2 separate regions of the Mus musculus genome follow, and region 2 is linked to region 1. The links are chromatin loops, found by intact Hi-C in ENCODE. Cell type or tissue: gastrocnemius. All regions are shown on one strand. Each heading gives the region's core, and the rest is flanking DNA. Links, peaks and the distances in the headings are about the cores only.

Region 1 (7,756 bases), core at 955-5,954:
AAAGAATGCGGCATGTGATGTTAATGTCAACTTGACAGAATCTAGAATTGTGTGGGAGATGGGCCTCTGGGAATATTTGTGAAGGATTACCTTGATTGAGTTAATTGAGGGGGGAAGACCCATCCACTATGAGTAGATCATTCCCTAGGCAGGGAATCCTGCACTATGTAAGAATGGACACGTGAGCTGAGCACTAGCATGTAGCCAAGCATTTGTTCTTTCTTCTTCTGTCTGCAAACATATGGTGACTAGCAACTTCAAGTTCTTGATATTTTTGTCTTCACCATGATGGAACTGTGAGCCAAAATAAACCCTTTCACCCTTATGTTGATTTTGTTAGAGTATTTTATTACAGCAACAGGAAAAGTAACTACCATAGGTCAATTTGGAATTTAGGGTTCAAAGAAGGAAGGAAAAAATTATTTAAGTTACCTTCAAACATTTAACTGAACCAAGGCTAAAATACAGCTTCCCAGACTATCAGGATAAGCACACACAAAACAAATGTGCATTTGATGGCAAGTTAAAATCTGTCTGAGGATTTTGGAAGATCTCCTGGCTTCCCACTTGAATGCTATGTCAATGTTTGAAAAAGGAACTCTATTCTAAGAGCCAAAGGCAAATCTATTGAAAAATTAACTTTGTTTTGTTTTGCAATATAGCTTAAGTAATTTACTCAGCCCAATAATTGCTAATTTGAAGGTATTAAATCTTCTAAAATAGTTATAAAGTATTCTGAGCAAATAAAATTTAAAAATCCACAGTGTTAAACCCATAATATCAAAACCAGCTTGTATGAGACACACTATTTTTATATAAGACAAAGTCTTGGGAATATTATCTTTTTTATTTTCCTCAGTGTGAGTAGTGGCAAAATATATGAGTTAATAAAATCAATATCACAAAAATTATATATGTGTGTGTGTGTGTGTGTGTGTGTGTGTGTGTGTGTGTGTATGTGTGGTATCATCTTAATTTGCAGTTAACTTGACATTACAATGCCTGGACATAATGCAGTGATGTTCTTGAAGATATTGCTATCCATAAGTACAAATAAGGCATCTAAAGTTCAGAGAACACAAGTGATTTGGGTCCAGTTACTTCTGGCTCTATGTGTAGCCAGGGGTGTGCAGATCTGCTTGGTCAAGTTTTTTTCATCTTTCTTTGTTTAGTCTCTCTCTCTCTCTCTCTCTCTCTCTCTCTCTCTCTCTCTCTCTCTCCCTCTCCCTCTCCCTCTCTCTCTCTCCTTCTCTCTCTCTGGTCTTTAAATGATGTATATGCTTAAAATAGTATTTTGATGTTATATCAACTACTCTAGGACAGGCCTTGTTTTCACGAGGATTTGAACAACATAAAATTGACTCCACAGGTCTTTTGTGTTTGTGTGTTTGTGTGTGTGTGGTTTTATTTGGTTAAAGTTCAATGCGGCTTTTTGTTTTGTTTTGTTTTTCTTTTTCAGTGTGACCTTATTTTGTTTTCTGCATTTGGAGGGTTTTGTTTTTGTGTTGGGTTTTGCCCTTTGTTTTTCTGAAAAAGAATTCAAAGTGGGAGAGGATCTGGAAGAACTTGAGGAAAGGGAATAATATGGTCAAAATCTATTTAAATTTGTAAATTGTTTTAAATAATAAAACATTATACATAGACTGTATCTTGATCATTTCTACCCCACTCTCCCTTTCACCTTTCCCTAATCCCCATCCAACACATGCACTCCACACTCTTATGTTCCTTCTTTTCTCCACCCATTTTATTGTCTGCAAATTTCTTACATAGCTATATTTTAATCAAATTCCTTTTCCATTCTATCCTCTGTCATTTCTCTTTATCCCTGTAACCTCTTTTCCTTTCCAACTTTGTGTGTGTTGTTTTTTCTTTTTTAGAATTTTAAAACACTCTGAGTCCACTTATTGTTGCCTGTATGTTCGTGATATAGGGTCATCTACTGAAGCATGGGTAGACTCTTAAGGCATGCATTTCTGAAAACAACTGTCTCCCTGAGCAGCCATCAGTTACTAATAGCTCACCAGCTTGGTGCAGAACTTACAGAAATAATGTAAGATCAGAGGTACTGAACATCAGCAAAAAAGTAGTTGCTGGACATCTCCAGGCTCACTCACTCGTGAACTTACCTTGACTGTGACTGTTCCCCATAAGACCTGAACAAGATCAAGTCAGCCACAGTCACAGTAAGGATATGGGAGGGGCCCAGGGTGACCCACCCATAGCTGAGGCTCCTTGTCCCTTTTGATATAAGAGGATGATGAGGAGATGAGGAAAAGCTTGACGGTCTTTCAATTTGAATTAAATTAATATTATGCTGATAAAATGGGAGAGGATTTCATGAGTCTTGAAATAATTTGCACTTGAAGCAGTTTAGGTTTTTAGGGAAATCCTTACTCAGTATATATATTTTCCTGAGAGTCAGAAGTGCTGTCATTTAGAATGCTATAGTTGAATAAAGCTCCCCCATTGTAGTCTATAGTTTGGTTTTGTTGCTTAGTCACACAAACCTCTTCAATGTGTCTCAGAGACTCAATGATCTTTATCCTACTCTTTTAGTCTCCAAACAAATATAAAGTACCCAAGCAAATACTTTTATAATCTCTTACTATTTTCTTTTATGAGAAGATATTCCTGCAAATAAATAAATGAAGAACCAGGTATATCCCCTCATTTCCACCAAGATTATATTACTTCTCTGAGGAAAAAAGCCAAACAGGATGTAAGCATGGCGCAAAACCACTAAGCAAGAGTCAATTTGGAATGCCATATTCCTGTTTTAACACTTGCAATCTAGTCCCCCAACATGTGATAAACAATTTCCCTAAGTGAGGTGGGCAGGTGTGGCCATTTGCTTGTAGCATGTATTTCTCTTGATGTCACCATGCCCCTAGTTTGGCATTTTACTAGATCTTGTGGGGTTCTGCCAAGGGCACCAGACAGGCTTTCTGTCAGGAGATTTTCCAGGCTAAGAGCCAGAAAAATGGCTTGGGGTTTTCCAGAACCTCCTTAACTGTTCTTTTCAGCTCTGATCTCTTATGATAGCAGCAGGAGGGTGCAGGACACAATGGCTTATGTCATGGACAGCTAGCTGGCTGTCGATTAATAGCCAACATATATAGAAGTCTGTAAGAATTTGGGCCTTCAATACCAGGGTGCAGGCTGTAAGGAAAGAAGGTTTGAAGAAAAGAAGGCTGTAAGAATGTGTTGATGACAAGTCCCTGCCAAAGAGATCTGTCTTCACCAAAGGAAGGGAAAAACGCTTGTAATATTGTCAGTGTGGAAGTTTCTCTGGCAGCCAGCAAGCAGCCAGCTATTTGAGTCTCTAGGCTCATTATGGCTTTCCCATGGTGTGAACTTGGCTGGACTTGCTTTGTAACACAAATATCCCACTGGAACTCTCAGACCCAAGACAGAAAGCTGAGCTGCCTATCAGTAAGCAATGTTTCTGAAGTCTTGGAACCTTTTCATCATGATGTCATCTGGTTTCAAGGTTCAAGTTGCATCTGAGCTGATACTCTTTCCATCCCAAGTAACAGCAACGTGTGTGCCTGGGGGGTTCTTTGCAAATGCCTGAGACTTTTCACTACACTTCTACCTGCAAATAGATGCCCACTCTGTTTAAATCAAGTTAAGAGTAGGTTAATTTTTCTTTGTCTCTGAAATGCAAGAAGCAGTTGAAATATGAGTAGGCTGAGAAGACACCAAGTTAATTTGACATTTTTCTCCTTTAGATTTAATCCAGGCAGGGCCCTGTACATTCAAAGCATGAGTTCAACATTGAGCTATAGCCCAGGCTCTGTCACAAAACTATGGCACAACTAACAGACACTCAATTTAAAAGTATTGCTTATCTGGATAAGCTAGTCCTTTTCTGAGGTCTTTCCTTCTGGTTTCCATTTTATGTAATTTCAGTTAGGGAGATAATGACCCATTGCGTTGTGGAGATAATTTGGCCTGAGCCATGATTTGTTCTAGCAAGACACCTGAAATTGGTAGTTTAGATTGCAAAGTGCAGTTGAAACCTACAACAGCAGCCCTGAACACAAAATCCACCTTATTTTTCCACAGATCCCTTGAGTTCTGTCCTGTTCAAGTGTAGAGACGGCGCCTTCAGCAAGACGAGCCATTGCTTTATTTTTAAAGCTCGCTTATGTCAACGCTTTCTTCCGTGACTATGTTGGCCACGATTATTCAGGGGTGAGGTCACAGTCCTTTTCTTTCCTAGAGCTGCTTGCCATTTTCTCTACACCTGCCTTGCAAGTGACAGCTCTGTGGGTGTCCTCATAAATTACAGATCATGTGCCTTGGTCCTGATGCCTTGGGACAGGCACAAAGTTAGAAACTGTTCTGTAACTTTAGAACAGTGGCTGCAGGATGGGACAGCTGAGTGGAGACCAGAGATGCACATCAGCAGGGGTCCTGTTAAGACTGTCAGGCTGCCTGCCTGAGGCTGGCGGACAATTTGTACCCCTCAGTGTTGTAAAAATGGGACACAACAACCAGCCAGCAAAGGAATGGACAGATGCACCTAAGGGGGAGGTTTTCATCTTCTTGCTTTAAAGGGTAATCTCTAGGACTACCATCATGTGAGAAACAGCCTAGGATGCGTGAATTGCACTGGATTTAGTAAGAGACAATCACTTGCTTATATCTGAAGGAGCAGGATTTTAATTTCTTCCTTTAAAGTTTTTCAGTATATGGAATCCATTAACGGAGTTTGATATATATGTAAGAACAGCCATGTAAATGTGTGTGAACAACATTATTACCATAGAATCTCCACCAAAGGTGGAATGTCCCATCTACCACTGGGTTATAATAACTGATAGTCTACTGAGGACGCATAGTGCATTAGTTAGTTGTGGCCGTATAACGAGCCACATCCAGAACGTTTTATTATTTCTCATAGGTGTATAGGCCTGATGGGCAGTTCTGCTAATGTGAGCTGACTTTAGTCTATAGTTTGACATGACCACAAAGGAGAATTGGCGCCTGGACTGAATTCTTTCACTTACCTGTTGGTCATCTGGAATATGAGGGCAGGTTGGGCTCTGTTTCATATGTCCTATCCTTTATCAAAGGGTTTTGAGCAGGCTTTTGAGGAAAGTATAGGAAACTAGAATCAGAAGTTTCCAAAGTCTCTGCTTATATGCAGTTTTCTGCCTCTCCATTGCCTGGTGCTACTCAAACAGCAAATTCTAAAGTCAATATGGGAAACTACAAACAAGTGTGGACATGGAAAACTGTCCATGCAGACAAGTCTTTCACAGTGACTAGAAGCATACATCTGGAAATAACGCCTTTGCTAAAGTTAAAATATTTTGCTCTCAGTCCAGTGAGGAAACATGAAAGTAAATTTCAGGATTATGTGAAATATTTGGTAATCGTCTAAGAGACTTATTCTATTCTTTATGCTTCTTCAAGCTTATTAGGTGTTCCTCTTCACGTGGAAGCAGCTTATTTAAACATCAGTATTAAGATGCACAGGCTCTATCTTAAATTTCCTTGAACATAATATATAGCAAGTCTTAACATTTTTAGTTTTAAATGAGAAGGAGTTAGAAGGAGGATTATGAATCCCTGGGTTCTTTCCTGTACATATAATACATGTATTTTAGGGCACAAGGCTACAGTTGACCTGAACTGATATTTTATACCACATTTGGAGGATAAATGAGGTGCCTCAATAATGCTATGCATATTAAGGAAAATTTTAGTCAAATTTCATGACATATGGGTTTTGCCAGGTGTCTAGTGGTCATAATGATCTAGGATTTTTCTCTTTTGCCTCCTGCTGGAGTGGAACTAAGACTCAGGGCCACCCAAGAAGACAGGCACCATGTTCTGATTTAAAAGCAAAACTCATCTTCAAATCTGTGAAAACTTGAAGGCCATGATGAGCTCCACCTGCTCTGTTCTTGCAGTGTGGTATAAAGGAAATGTGGGAATTTCTTCTAGACCCTTCCCTTTTCCCTTCCCTTCCCTTCCCTTCCCTTCCCTCCCCTCCCCTCCCCCACCCCCTCCTCTCTCACAACTCCTTCCTTTCTCTTTCCTTTCCTATCCTTTTGTTAGCTGTTGCTTCTGCCATACTCTGTTCTAGAACCTGAAAATGGCTGCCTCTAGGATCCCATTTCATCAGCCAGCAGCAGCAAAACCCATTCAGGATCTTGGTTTATGTGTGAAGCCCAAGACCCCTAGGCATGCCTACAGAATCAGAAGAATGTGGAGATGGCAGCCAGTGATCTGTTTTAGCAAGTACTATAGGTGATTCTGAGACCTGCCACATTTTGACAGCTACCAGTAGAGCTTCTGTAGTGCATAGCCACTAGATACATATGGCATCCATACAGATAAATATCTACATCATATATACACATAGACACATTCAGCATAAATATAGCTATATATAAATATATACAGTGCACATAAAGATATGTATATGCATTTAAAGTTAAGGGACCTAAAATGAAGTGTAAAACCCATATTTGTAGTAACAACAGCTTTTTTCCCCAAGAGTTGCATAACTGTATATGGCTAGTGGTTACTGTACTGATTACTATAGACATGGCATGTTTCCTTCTTCACTGTAGAAATTCCTCTCAGACAGTTATGGAGTTTCCATGTCTCCAGCTGACTTTCTGGGACTCCAGTTATTTTTCTCCAAAGTGTTCCAGATTAGAATGGTATGGGGCTGTGGCTTTCCTAAGCTCAGAGACCTTCTATTATCTTCTGGTGTTTAAAGATACACTTGGCTGCAACACAGGCTTCCTTTCTTCCTATGTTCTCTTACTTGACATTTGATCTTTGAGTCTTGAAATGGAAATCAATCAGGCCATTGGTCACATCCTATTTATGTGTGATTTAATTGGCATATGATACTTCACAATGGAATTAATTTAAAATTTTAAGAAGGGCTGGAGAGCTTGCTCAGCACTTAAGAATGTACACTGCTCTTGCAGAGGCCCAGGGCTAGGTTCTCAGCAAATATGTCAGGTGGCTCACACCCATCTCTAACTCCAGCTCCAGGGCACTCCAATGCTTTCTTCTGGCCGCTGTGAGCACTACACTCATGTGTACATAGCCTCCTCTATGATTAGAAACAAAATAAATAAAAAATAAAATAAATCTTTAAAAACTTTTCATTTCTCTAAAAAGCACATAACATCTGGCAACGTATGTTCCCACTGGTTATATTCTGCTGGGCTTGGAAGCAACTTTTGTTTAGAATACACTGTCTCTTTAGTAAGCTAATGCACTTGAATTTGCCACCAGTCTCACCTGCTCAGTTTTCTCGTTAATGTTCATTTGCCCTGCTCCACATTTGAGTTTGGCTCTGATGCTGCAGGCTTCTCATGCTGTACGCCCCATTCCAGGAGCCATTAGAATTCCTAGCATCACTCCAGTTGCAATGTAGAGCCTGTAAAGATATTTCAGTAGATCCTGCCTAGGGAACTAAGATGATATCACAAGAGATGCTAGACGATGCTTCTTAGGTCACAGCAGAGTGTAGAAAGATGATAGAAATGTATTTAATCCTAATGAAAATTTGAATTATAAGGGACATAATCAGGACTAGTTAAAATAATTATTACCTTTTACTCAATTGTTTCATGAATTGCAGGATTTGTCATTTTTTTCAAGCAAGGAGCTCTCTGAAGATAGTGCTCATTACAAATCAACCACTTTCATCTTCATGACGCTCAGTTTAATGGAGTTTTGCTCTTTTTTGTGAGGCCATTGAGAGCATCTCATG
Region 2 (7,756 bases), core at 1,590-6,589, 140 kb after region 1:
AGACCATACCTCCTCACAGTGCCACTTCCTATGGCCAAGCATTCAAATTCATAAATCTTTGAGGATCATTCCTACTTATACCAACATATTAGGTATTTAGATATTAAAGTCTTATGGCCAAATCTTAGTATTTTCATCCATAAACCATCACACTAAACCCCTTTCTCTTACTTTTCCCTGTGCTCTCTTATACACAAAGTTCAGACTTGGGAAAGGAAAGATGCATAAGATATGCACAGAGTTCATTCAAAGACAAATCCCACCATAGACTACAGTACTCCAGTCTCGCCATCAGCTGTCAATCTTTTTAAGGTCTCTTCTACTGTGATGAATTCAAATTGTACTTCATTCATCCTTGGGCAGTGTCTTAATTCATTTTAGGATCTTATAATACAATACCCCGAGCAATGTGGTTTTAAATGACAAACATTTGCTGCTTGGTTCTAGAAGCTGAGAAGTTCAATTCACCCAGAGAAGTTGGTTGAGGATTGTCAGAATATAGTCCAAGAATGGAGTCATGGGAGGGGAATTCTGGAGTGCTTGTGAGAAAACGCCAAGAAAACAAGACAAGAGTCTCAGGAGCAGTTTTTTCAAATAGCACAGAATTGTTCTTGGAATATGTTTTCCTGCTTCTCCCGGGTGCCTTTACTTCAGCTGTTGTTATTCAAATGCCTCTATGGGAAAAACACAATTTTGCCACATGTGGATTGTCCTTCTGATTGTATACTTCACTCAGATGACTCTTCTTCCGTCAGAGTATCAACTGTCTGATTCTCTGAATAAAGTTGGTGATTTCATGAGACTTTAGTCTGCCTCATTTATCAGTTCTGCTCTCCCAGGTTAATGTTTACCACTAGAGTGGTAAACAGAAGGCAGCACTTCCTGGTTCGTAGACCGTGTTACATCTTTGTAATATTGCATTGTAGAAGGGAGAAGAGACTTCTTTTGGTGTCTCTTTGATAAATGTACTAATGCTACCCACGCTCCTATGTGGCTCATGTCAGATGGTTTATGGCTTGTTGTAGTCCTTTGGAAAAATTACGAACTCCATTTCCTATATAGCATCTAACTACTAGTATTCATTTAATCTTGAATATGATGGTGGTGTCATACATATGTTACTCTTTTAAAGGAGAGTATAATTTTACATATTTCATTTAGTGTTAGTCTCAGTTAAGAAATCACTGCTTGGTCATGCATAGTGCTGCGTGACTTTAATGCCAGCACCTGGGAAGCAGAGGAATGTCGATCTCTGTGAGTTTGAGGCCAGCCAGGGCTACATAGAGAGACCCAAACCATGTCTCAAAAACAACAGCAAATAACAGCAGTAAACCGACCAAAGAAAGAAAGGAAGGGAGGAAAGAGAAGAGAAGGGAAGAGGAGAGGAGAGGAGAGGAGAGGAGAGGAGAGGAGAGGAGAGGAGAGGAGAGGAGAGGAGAGGAGAGGAGAGGAGAGGAGAGGAGAAAGGAGAAATTATTACTATTATTATTTTTCTGTCTAGAATTTTGTAGGAGACTTAGAAGTGATAAAATCTGGTCTTTGTATACAAGTCTTTGTATATAAACATGTGATTTGGTAGTGAGAGCTCACTCAGACAATATCTGCTGGCTTTGTTAGGCTTGATTCCTAAATGGTTTGGTTTTCAACTCTAGATGTCAAAATGTGGAATGATCCTCAGTCAAAGAGAGAAGGATACACAACTTGGCTGCCAAGCATGGAGAGCTAGCTCTCTGGTGGAAAGATGAGACACGACAGAGACCAGGAAACAAGCTCAATTTCTACCCTGTGATGCTGAGGAATCTGGGGGAAAACATGTTCTGACTCTCAAGAGGGAGATGACAAACTTAAAGGGGTACTGAGGGTCCAAAGTACAAAGGTCTGGCTGAAGGTTCTGCGAAATGACTCTTGGGCATCCCATAAACAAATAAGCCATCACACCGGAAGCCTCCGTGCCATTCAGCTTTGCTAATGATAACTAGGGATCACACGAGCTGCCACTGTAGTCAATGATTTCCAAATCAAATATTGCAATCTCTGGAAACTGATGAGACATATGTAGCACTGAAGCTAACAGGACGACAGGTGTAGTCTCCATTTTCTCAGGTCATATTAAAGGAGAAAGTTGTGACTACATATATAGCCAGCATCCAGTCACAGAAAAGGCAGATTTACTGTCATTGCGTGCCACAGGGACATCAAGACTGGAGTCATATTTTGGAGAATGTCACCCTTTGTCTATGAAGACACAAAGATCAGTATTTCTTAATCAGAATTTTCCAAGGTACATATGGGGGCAGCAAATATATGGAATATCTCTGTACTTTCCTCCCAGTTTTATTGTGAACCCAAAAGTGTTCTGGGAGAATAAGTAAGTAAGTTTAGTAATGACTTAAAGAAAACAAACAGTGTAAAGACATATTCAAAAATTACAAACCCAGTTGGTAAATGTGATTGGAACTTTGGCAAGTTTGTGAAAACACATTGTTTGTTTGTTTGTTTGTTTTGTTTTGCAAGAGACTCTTGGAAGAAATAGTGGCATCGTCCCATTTGAGCAGGCACAATGCCCCTTTCAACAGATGGTTGACAGAGAAGCTAGCCAAAAGTCCATGCATGAACAACAAATGCGCGGCTCAGGGCAGGAGTCCAGGTGGCCAGTGTTGAAATTGTTTTCCATCCTACGCTTGCCGGCCTATGGCGAAGCAACTAGGCTGTCACTTGACTCTTACACATTAAAGTGAAATGACCAAATAGTTCCCATGACTATAGGAAAGAAGTCCAGAAGGCTTGGGCAACAGTGTTCCCAAAGTGGCATTAGGAATCCTCGTTTTTCTTGTATCCTTATAAGGAAGACTCCCGAGCGTTCGATTAACTCTGAATTGTATCTCGCTAATGCATGAGTGCCATGTGTACACAGACATCTTGGCATCATTAGCAGTGAGAAGCATTCCCCCATAGAGATCCAGTACCAAGTCATTTTGGCCAAGAGTAAAAATTATTCCTAAGAGGGGGAATGCTGTCTTTGCTGTCTGCTTTTATATGCTTTAGGCAACTCGCTACTAAATAAATGTGGGTACAAAGCTGTTTGTCTAGTCCAAGGGTTGTCTTGTCTCTTGTGTGACTTCAATCAAAACATTATGATGTATATGAGCTGGACTTAGGTTGTCCGTGTTCTCTGTGGCTGGCACTGAACTTTTAGGTCAGCAAGAGATGTTGCTCAGGGCTTACCCAGAAGAGACAAGGCCCAGAGTTTGATCCTTAGCAGGAAAGGAAGACAACTTTAATGAAGGCATTATTTTATCAGAATCAAATGTTAGTGGCCATAGGATGTACACATGTGATTGGGGGTGGTTTCTGTCTACAAAATGGTCAATACATGTATATGAGTAAGATAAGTGTTTTCATTTTTTGTTTTCTGCTGTGTTCACCTTTCAGGCTATGAGATTTACTCAGAACTCAAACTTACAGAAAGATACAGAAAAAAATTATTTCAAAGAGGGGAACGCTAAGAGGGGAAAAAAATCATTGGTCTCAGCACAGTGAGACCCTTTTACACTCCTGTTTTGGGAATTTTTCAGTTTTTAGAGGATATTCCACTTTCAACATCATATTTTCACACAATGTATTTTGATAGATACATTTTATAACATTCTCAACAAATTAGTAAAAATATTATTAAACATTATCTATCCACAGCAAACGCGGTAAGCGGGAAGGACAATCCATTTGTTGGCATAAATTCAATAAAAACCATCTCAAACTCTTCTGTCCAGTTGCAGCCTCTTTTCTAAGAATCACAGCTACTTTAGATCTAATCTAATCTTTTTCAGGAGAACTAAACTCTTTTTATTTTAGGGATCCTACTCATATCAATGAAGTCAGGCTTTTTAAAATATGCATTTTCTGTATGTTTCAAATACATGAGAAGGTTTGGATCAAGAATCTTCCATCTACTGAATCTGATTAATAAGTAACCATTTGTTTTCTGTTCACACTCCAGGTACAGGACTATGAAACATCTTGATATATTCTTTCTTGACTTACTAGGTTTTGTTCTTTGAGCTCCCGGGATAGCACACGAGTCACGCTAATAGCTCACAAAATTTCTTAAATTATAATATGCAATTTTCCAAATTAGAAATTTTTTAACCTGAAATTCTAGCACTTGGGAAGGTGAAGAAAGATTATAAGGAGTTTAAGTCCAGTCTGGCTACATGGAGGCTTTGTGGCCAGCCTGGGTTTCTTTCATGAAAGCTAGTTTCAAAATTTTATTAAAAAAAAAAAATCTTACAATTTCTATATTATAACCAGAATCTATAATAAAAAGCTTTGTTACTTAAAAATTTATAAAACTATAACATAACTGTAAAGCTTATATTACTCTGGAACAAAATCAAAGTTTTATCAAAGTTGGAAAATGGATTTTAAATGCTGAAAAATAAATGAATTTTAGGGTCGTGCTGCCCTCTAGTGACAAGGTCAGAGAATTTCTTTCATCTGATTATCCTCACCTTAATTGAGGCTCCTGTTTGAAATACTGCCTACATATTAGAATCACTCCAAAAGCCCATTTAAAAACCCTAGTTCACAGAATGCAGAGATATTGGTGTATTTATACTGAGTCTTTTGTCAACAGTTTTGATACAGTATACAGGAGATTCAGAGAGCATCATGTTAAGAAATGCTGGTACAAACCACTCTGGAAATCAGTCTGGCGGTTCCTCAGAAAACTGGACATAGTACTACCGGAGGATCCAGCAATACCTCTCCTGGGCATATATCCAGAAGATGTCCCAACAGGTAAGAAGGACACATGCTCCACTATGTTCATAGCAGCCTTATTTATAATAGCCAGAAGCTGGAAAGAACCTAGATGCCCCTCAACAGAGGAATGGATACAGAAAATGTGGTACATCTACACAATGGAGTACTACTCAGCTATTAAAAAGAATGAATTTATGAAATTCCTAGCCAAATGGATGGACCTGGAGGGCATCATCCTGAGTGAGGTAACACATTCACAAAGAAACTCACACAATATGTATTCACTGATAAGTGGATATTAGCCCCAAACCTAGGATACCCAAGATATAAGATATAATTTGCTAAACACATGAAACTCAAGGAGAATGAAGACTGAAGTGTGGACACTATGCCCCTCCTTAGATTTGGGAACAAAACACCCATGGAAGGAGTTACAGAGACGGAGTTTGGAGCTGAGATGAAAGGATGGACCATGTAGAGACTGCCATAGCCAGGGATCCACCCCATAATCAGCATCCAAACGCTGACACCATTGCATACACTAGCAAGATTTTATTGAAAGGACGCAGATGTAGCTGTCTCTTGTGAGACTATGCCGGGGCCCAGCAAACACAGAAGTGGATGCTCACAGTCAGCTAATGGATGGATCATAGGGCTCCCAATGGAGGAGCTAGAGAAAGTAGCCAAGGAGCTAAAGGGATCTGCAACCCTATAGGTGGAACAACATTATGAGCTAACCAGTACCCCGGAGCTCTTGTCTCTAGCTGCATATATATCAAAAGATGGCCTAGTTGGCCATCACTGGAAAGAGAGGCCCATTGGACTTGCAAACTTTATATGCCCCAGTACAGGGGAATACCAGGGCCAAAAAGGGGGAGTGGGTGGGCAGGGGAGTGGGGGTGGGTGGATATGGGGGACTTTTGGTATAGCATTGGAAATGTAAATGAGTTAAATACCTAATAAAAAATGGAAAAAAAAAAGAAAATAAAAAAAAAAAAAAAAAAAAAGAAATGCTGGTACAGCCAGAGAAACTAAGTATTAATAAAAGTTGGAGTTGGTTGTCAGCTCCAAAGCATTCAGCGCACGGTCTCTGTTGCTTCTTCACGTCAGGTATGTGCAGAAATGTGTACATACTACACACACAACTGCAGAGGACAGTTCTTTCTCCACCTCCTGCATTTTAGCTTCCAGCCAACTTCCAATCAAAACACAAGTTCACTGTTAAAATTCAGAGATTCCCAAACTGATGTGCCCACCCTGTAGAGGAGAAAGGGACTTGAAGATGAGAAGATGACATTGAAACTCCCTCTCGTGATTTTTTTTTTATAGTCTTGAGTAGAATGCCCTCGTAAGACTAAAGGAGGGTTTTGTTGTTGTTGTTGTTGTTGTTTTTGTTTTGTTTTGTTTTGTTTCGTTTTGTTTAAGTTTAAGTTTAAGGCAGCACCTGGCTGCTGGCTGGCACTTTAACAGGTATTGTTTAGTGAATGAACAAATCACTAAGTGGAAATATGAAAAATAGGTTAACCTCTGAGACAAGCTAAGAGAGAATCAAATATACATAGATGGGTAAGTTCTTCAATAAAGAACAGGAACCCTTGAGATGAAGGAAGGAAGGAAGAAACCTATTCAATGAAAGCTTGGAAAGTAAACACGCATGAGCTTCCCGTGTAATGCAAATATGACAAGGCAAGGGCAATTTGTAGAGCCTGTGATTTGTCCCAAACCTCGGATGCTGTAAGACTGACCTGAGGGTTATTTTAATGAGATGTGACAACAGAACTAATCGATCGTCTGTGGAATACTCTAGGGACACAATTCATTATTTTGATAGCTAGCAAATAAAGGTTAAGACTTGGCTGTTTTGTTTTGTTTTCTACACAGATAGTATTACTGGGTAACCACATATTTCTCCTTATGGAGGAGTATTACAGTTGACAAATAAGTAAGGAATTATCAGCCATCCCAGGGAACTAATTGTTTAGGTATTCAGATCAGGTCCAACGGCAACTAATGGCAACAAGTAACTAACTGGATTTAGAATCAGAGGCTTCTGATGAAAACTCATGGTACCTCTTACAAATACACTTGTTGAAAACAGTGAACATAAGCCCAACAAGCAAGCAACCAGCAAGCCCCTAAGCCCAAGTACCAGTGTATGATATCATATACAAATATCAATACACAGAGGACCACAATATTCTTAAAATATATTACAGAGATACAATCAGCAAAATATAGAATTCCACAGGGCAATAAACTGAAAGGGAAGCAGGAATCTTTATACCAAACTGTATTAAAAGACATGGCAATCCCTGGTAGTACAGATAAGGGAGAGCCATTGGGCAGACCAGCTCAGCTGCTACCCCAGGTTCAGATTCAGGGTTTTGAGTTGACCAATCCTGAAATCTATATCATCTGTGAACTGTTCAGGCATGTGAAAGTTTGGCTAGGACACAGGGCAACAGCAGGATAACTGGGAGGAGTCTTGGTGAGGGTCCAATATTGATGGTGTCACAGAAGCCAGAGACCTTAATGACTCATTGCAATGAACATTTGCAAGTGAAGATTTGTGGGCAGAGGGGGATACTGTACACTGTGACACACTACAGTTTCCATTATAAGATGTTTTCTAGGCTTTGTTTTGGTCTATATGTTTGTGTGTTTTTTATTTGGGGCTGGGGAAGGGTGGGGTGGGGGGATGTTGCAAGGATATGAGGGGTGGATATGAGGAGACAGGGAGATGAGTGAGAATGGGGCGCACAAAGAATCAATAAAAAGTTTACGAAAAGACATAGCAATCAAACATAATTGGATCTTTTAAAAATATTTTTATTGGATATTTTGTATATTTACATTTCAAATGTTATCCCCTGTCTTAGTCGGGGTTTCTATTCCCGCAGAAACATCATGACTAAGAAGCAAGTTGGGGAGGAAAGGGTTTATTCAGCTTACACTTCCATACTGCTGTTCATCACCAAGGAAGTCAGGACTAGAA

The links. Peaks named below come from ENCODE experiments on the same cell type or tissue, not always from the same donor. Only the 100,000 strongest peaks of a DNase experiment are listed, where the experiment ranks them.
Region 2: it touches region 1 in a loop (2.2-fold over the local background); 2 of 42 quality-filtered maps call a loop at or near these places.

What each region holds. Positions count from the first base shown.
Region 1 is chr10:51,926,094-51,933,849 of GRCm38, reverse strand. No RefSeq gene overlaps it. Among named protein-coding and RNA genes, the nearest start is that of Gm40646, 40 kb to the left of the region's middle. In gastrocnemius, for the core only: no CTCF peak of the experiment used is centred there; a DNase peak (open chromatin) is centred at 2,957; H3K4me3 peaks cover 198 bases; H3K27ac peaks cover 2,969 bases.
Region 2 is chr10:51,788,973-51,796,728 of GRCm38, reverse strand. No RefSeq gene overlaps it. Among named protein-coding and RNA genes, the nearest start is that of Gm23906, 96 kb to the left of the region's middle. In gastrocnemius, for the core only: a CTCF peak has its summit at 4,471 (motif pointing left); a DNase peak (open chromatin) is centred at 2,630.